Regions from separate parts of the Homo sapiens genome. Here region 1 is linked to region 2. The links are chromatin contacts, found by Hi-C or POLR2A ChIA-PET in ENCODE. All regions are on one chromosome and are shown on one strand. The core of a region is the stretch at or near the end of the contact, and the rest is flanking DNA. Distances in the headings are between cores, read along the strand shown.

Region 1 (2,925 bases), core at 246-2,745, 34 kb after region 2:
TATATAATCTTTGTACTATCTTCTTACAATTTTTCCCCTAGGTTTATATTTAAGTGAACCTTCCACTGTCTTCTCAACTATCTCTGCTTGCTTCTTGAAATCAGAGAAATATTTGATGTTACATTTTTAAATAAGAATCCAAACTTAACTAATGTGCATCTTGGGTTTTCTAAGAAATTGGACTATTAATCTTCCTAAACAGACTAATTCATTATACGTTTTATACAGGTTGGATTTTATGGTATTTAACTGAAGGTTGCTGTAAAATTTATAGAGCAATGGGAAGTTACAGTGTGTCTTGTGATATTCAGAGTCATTTGCAGATTTGGATTGAGTTTAGAATCTAAAGATATTTAGCATTTCATCAAAGCACTGAAAGCAATGCACCAGGGTCTAAAATAACTTTAGTTCTAATAGTTGAAGCAGTGGTTTACGTTTATTTTAGAAAGCATATGTTCTATCCCTACCTTTTCAATTCCAGTTCGTCTTGAGTGAGACGGCTATCCTTCCACCTCTCATTCCCTTCAACCACTGGCATCTATTTATGTCATGGAGACCTGTAAAAGCCATGAGGGACTTCTCAGGTGCTCTGCCCATCCCTTGGATACTTTCTCAAGCCTCAGAGAGGATTTTTTTGCAGCATTGACATCGATCACTCCATTCTCCTCGAAATTCTGTCCTCTTTTGGCTTTGAAGTGACCTTGAGCTCTTTCACTTTCGGGTCTATTCTGGCACTGCTGACCATTCATTTTTCATCACCTCTCTGATTTCCTCTTCTGCTTACTTCCCCAATGTTCCTGTTCTCGCCTGTTGGGGAACACTGCTTAGTTTTCTTCATTTTGCATGCTTTTCCACACTGTTGTTTTAATTACCAGGCATTTGGACTACTTCCAGATCTAAAGATCCAACCTGGACTTCTTGTTCTCTAGTTAGTGGCAATAGTAAGAGATAAGCACTCGTTTAATTATTCAGCCAATCCTGTAGCATTCTCTTGAGTTAAGGTTCTTTATCATCTTCATTCTCCTGTTGAGGAATCTGAAGCAGAGGTGTTAAGGAAAGTGCCTAAGGTCACCCAGCTAGTAAGTGTGGAAATAGGACCCAAGCCAGGCAGTCTTGCCCCAGAAATAGTGGGCAAATAATCTTCACCTCTGTGGTGCTCTGCCTTTCCACCTCCCTTTCCTGTGACATCCAGTTAGTCCCTAAACTCTGTGACTTCTGCCTCTTCAGTGTCTCCAGACTCTGACCCCTGCTTTTCGTCTCCATTGCTCTTGTCTCGTACTATTGTGAAAACCTCCAAATGGCCTTTCCATTTCCAGCTGTGCCACTTCTAAGTGTCTGCCATTTCATCAACAGAGTTAGTTTTCTAATATGTGAGTCCCACCATGTTTGCTTTAAAATGCTTTGTGGTGCTTCAGTCTCAAAAGGCACAGGCCACTATCCTTTGCCTGACACATACTGACTTTTTCTGTCTGATTCCTCCCGACTTGCTCATCCTTATCTCCAGTCACTTCCTGCTTCACACTCTACTCAGGCATTCTGAGCCACGGGTGTCCTCAGACACATGCCGTTTTGTGCTTCTTAGGAATTTGCCTGTGTTCAGCTTGGATTTTTATTTTTTTCCTTTTGTGCAGTGGATAATTTCAGTCTTACTCATTTTTAACACTCAGCTGAAATATTACCTCATCTCTGAAACCTTCCCTTATTTACTTCTACCATTCATTCAGCAAATATTTATTGTGTTATGCTCCAGAAATGTAGGAGGTAAGCAAGACTGACCTGGTCCCAGCCCTCAGAAAACAGCAGGGAAGACATGTAATTAAACACAGTATAATAATAAAGGGTTTTCTTCTATAGAGGCAAGAAGGGGGTCTTGGAAGGCCTCCTGAAGCAAATGATATTCAAGCTTAAACCTGAATGATGACTAGAACTAGCCAGTCAAGAAGTGGGTGTCAGAGGGCAGAGAAGGAATTTTAGGTTGTGAGAAGAGAATGGTGATTATGGGCCAGGGATTAACAAGGGCATGTTTGAACATCTGAAAGATGTTTATTAGACAGCAGCAGTTGGGGAGGGTGGGCAGCGAGGGTGTGTGTGTAGAAGCTGGGTAAATCTTGGCCATCAGGGAGATACATATCAAAACTTCTAGAAGATACTGTTTCCAACCCTTTTAGAATGGCTAAAATAAAAAAGATGACAACGTCAAAAGTTGGCAAGAATGTGTAGCAACAGAAACTCATATGTTGCGGGTGGGAATGCAAAATGGGGGCGACTTTCTGAAAAGCCTCCAAAGAGTTTTCCAAACTTAAAATATATACCATGTGATCTGGGGGCTCCACTCCTAGCAATTTACCCAAGAGAAATGAAAAAATGTTCACAAAAAGACTTGTACAGACATTTTCATACAGGCTTTTTCCTAGTAACTTCAAACTGCAAGCAGTTTAAATGTCCTTCAGCAGGTGATGGATTAAAAAATTGTTGTATATTCATACAACAGAATACCTAGCAGTAAAAAAATGATAAATTACTGAAATACACAGTAATATGGATGAGTCTCACAAATGTTCAGCAGAAGAAGAGAGACAGAAGAGTAAATATTGTTTGATTTCCATTTTATGAATTCTGAGAGGAGACTCAACTGATCTATTGTGATAGAAATGGAATGTCAGAGTGTTTTTTGGGGGCAGGGTGAGTGGGCGAGCATGGATTGGAACGGGGCATGAGGGAACTCTCTGAATTGGTGGAAGTAGTCTATATTATTTTGGATAGTGATTACAGTTGTCACAATTCATGAGACTGAAAATATGTGTATTGTATATTGTTATATCTCAATTAAAATATTTTAGAAAATGTAATACAATATAAACATACAATACAATAAATACAATAATATAATACAATACAGTAAACATAATGATATATGTCTCTCTT
Region 2 (2,987 bases), core at 473-2,972:
TGGGGAGGAGCTGGCTTGGAACGGAGATAAGATGAAGGTGAAGCTAAGTTGAGAGAAAGAGATATTCAGTCCTTACTGACTGTGGTGTACAATGTTTTGATTTTGAGGGTGCCTAACTAGGTAGAGATTAAAGCCCTTTACTGGAGATCTGAGGACTGTAGGTGTCTTTTTGAGGAGGATGATTTTTGGACTTAAGTTTGAAAGCCAATTTGAGGCATCAGGCAGGTATTTGAATATATGGGTCTGTTTTTCAGGGGTGAGGTTTCAGCGGGAGATACAAATATGGGAGACATCATGGAATTTAAATCATGGAGTGGATGAGATCATGTAAGAGAGTATAGAGAGGTAAGAGGCTCAAGAAGCTAACCTTGAGGTGCTCTAACATTTAGAGCTTGGGAGAGAAGGAGCCAGCAAAGGAGACTGATAAACAGTTGGCAGGAGGAAAACCTAGGGCATGTTGTATTGGGAATGAGTAAAGAAAACATTTCCAGAGGGAAGGAGTGCTCCATTGTGCCTAATACTCCCTGAGATGACGGATAAGGTAAGGGCAGAGTGCTTTTCATCAGGCTTGAAACATGGGAGCCTCTGGGAACTTTACAAGGTCAGTTTTGGTGGAGTGGTGAGCAGATGCTGATTGTAATGGGCAGATGAATGAATGGGAGTTTGTAAGGAAGGGGGATAATGAGTAGAGAGAAACTTTTGATAATCCCGGTACATGAAGTGGGTGGGGCCCTGGAGGGGAATGGGAATGTAAGATGTTTTATTCAGGGTTCTCCAGAAAGACAGAACTGATAGGACACACACACACACACACACACACACACACACACACATGAGAAGGGAGTTATTAGGAGAATTGGCTTATTTGATTATGGAGACTGAGAAGTTCCACTATTGGCCATCTGCATCTGCATGCTGGAGAACCAGAGAAGCTGGTAGCAGGACTTAGTCTAAGTCTGAAGGCCTTAGAACCAGAGAAGCCAATAGTGGAGCTCAGTCCAAGGTGGAAGGTGCAAGAGCCCAGGGACCACTGGTGTGAGTCTGGAGTCTAAAGGCTGGAGAACCTGGAGTTCTGACATCCAATGGCAGGAGAGGAAAAGCGGCCAGGCTCTTAGAGAGGATGAGAATTTGCCCTTTCTCTGCCTTTTAATTCCATCTGGGCTCCCAGTTGATTGGATGGTGACTACCACATTTAGGGCACATCTTCTCCACTTAGTCCACTCACACACCGTCTCCTCTGGAAACACTCTCACAGATACACCTGGGGCAGCTCAATAATTCTAATCAATTGCTAAACCACCTGGGTTTCACTTTGAGTAGATAAAGGATGGGCCCAGTGCCTACTGAAGCCCTGAAGAATAATCAGTGTTTGACCAGCTATCTGGATATTCATTAATCTAGTCAAGTTGAACCCCAAATTAACCATCACATGGGGTTAAGCACAGGAGGGTGGAAGCACAGAGTTTGACTTTTTTAGATGTATATAGCATATAATAAATATTAAGTTCAACCTTACGAAATTGGTGATATTTGACTATGTTTTACCTATGAGAATGGCATTTTCGTATAGTTTGATCTAATAGAACATGTTACATTACTGAGAATGAGTTGCTTTTAGAAGTGGAACTTGATTGAGCAATATTGAGAGGGTTTAATCAAAAGGGCAAAGAACAAAGCCTTGGAGCAGTTGAGATAAATGGGATTGTTGCTCGGCAGAGGGTTGGCCTTTGAAGCAGGGAGAAGGAAAGGCACACAGTTTTCCAGGAAGGCAGGAGAAGATACACAGATTCAGCCATGCTGGAAGGATCACAGTGAGGCCAATACCAGCGGGTAGTGTCCTATTTGAGGCAAATAATTATGTAATAAATTTACGGATTTAGCTGTAGATACACATTGATTGATTTTGTTCATAGGACTGAGTGGTAACTGAGCCTGTTCTACCTTGTGGTAGACTCTAAATTTGTTCTCTCAAAGGTATTTGATATGTGATTTTTTGCTTGGTTTTTCTCTTTCACTAAAAGCGGAGTAAATCAAATATCATGACCTCCTTCCCCACTCCTGAGCGGTGCAATGCTGTGGCCTCCCTGTAGAACTGATTAGCAAATCAAAGAATAAAGTAGTTTTCTCATAAGTGATTTTCTTGCCCTACAGAAAATTGTCTTTTTCAATGTTACTATAAGTATTCTTTGACTTCTCAGCATAATTGAAGCATTATCTATGATTTCTGTTTCTTTAATGCAGACTACAAGTGCATCCTTTTAAGGTCATTCCACTCTTCTCTGTCACATGTACAGAATTTGCTTATGAGGGTGTTCATTTCAAGAATTTCACCTGTTTGGAGGGAGACTTTATTCCACCGCATAATATAATTTTAAAAATGATGTTCTTTAGACCATTGTGTGCATATATCCCTAGGCCATAATTTTCTCCATGTACTTAATTCAGTACAGAATTCCAGGTACTGATCATTAATGATATCTTTAAAGCTAAATGAGATTGAAAGTCATCTTTAATGGCTGTAGGATCCTTTTTTCATGAACTAACTCCTCTAGCTAATGTTTATTTTGAATAATACTCTTATCCATGGATTATGGGACCAAAGCCATAATAAAAATATTCCCAGGAAGGGTTGTCTTCTTATTCAGTGTGTACTTGTTGAGCTATAGGCAGTTTTGCTGTGTATATGGCTCTAAAATGATCTTTTCCTCAAAGTACAGAAAGATCTGGAGAAATGTGGGCACTCATGTATTAAGTTTGTAGTATTATAATATTGTAAGTATAAGATAAAATGTGGTATTTTTTTTTTTTTGAGACGGAGTCTCGCTTTATCGCCTATGTTGGAGTGCAGTGATGCGATCTTGGTTCACTGCAACCTCTGCTTCCCAGGTTCAAGCAATTCTTCTGCGTCAGCCTTCCGAGTATCTGGGACTACAGGTGCATGCCACCACACCCAGCTAATTTTTATTTTTTTATTATTTACCTATTTT

What was found. Hi-C counts contacts between places; a loop is a spot of excess contacts on that map. ChIA-PET counts read pairs that join two places held with the same protein, here RNA polymerase II (POLR2A). Pooled maps may share reads with other maps.
Region 1: a loop to region 2 is called in a map of psoas muscle, with 1.9 times the contacts of the local background. The contact joins two enhancer-like sites. A Hi-C loop is called at or near these places in 19 of 168 maps with a recorded cell type or tissue (A673, Calu3, GM12878 and 12 more), 11 of 37 single-sample maps with no recorded cell type and 19 of 50 pooled maps. POLR2A ChIA-PET finds 5 or more read pairs at or near these places in 15 of 52 experiments (A673, BJ, GM12878 and 12 more).

What each region holds. Positions count from the first base shown.
Region 1 is chr5:109,742,421-109,745,345 of GRCh38, forward strand. All of the region lies in intron 4 of MAN2A1 (mannosidase alpha class 2A member 1), which reads left to right. Among named protein-coding and RNA genes, the nearest start is that of MAN2A1-DT, 53 kb to the left of the region's middle. Within about 2 kb of position 1,496, at least 8 of the 41 ENCODE cell types and tissues checked have a DNase peak (open chromatin) inside an H3K27ac peak, as active enhancers do.
Region 2 is chr5:109,707,714-109,710,700 of GRCh38, forward strand. All of the region lies in intron 1 of MAN2A1 (mannosidase alpha class 2A member 1), which reads left to right. Among named protein-coding and RNA genes, the nearest start is that of MAN2A1-DT, 18 kb to the left of the region's middle. Within about 2 kb of position 1,723, at least 3 of the 41 ENCODE cell types and tissues checked have a DNase peak (open chromatin) inside an H3K27ac peak, as active enhancers do.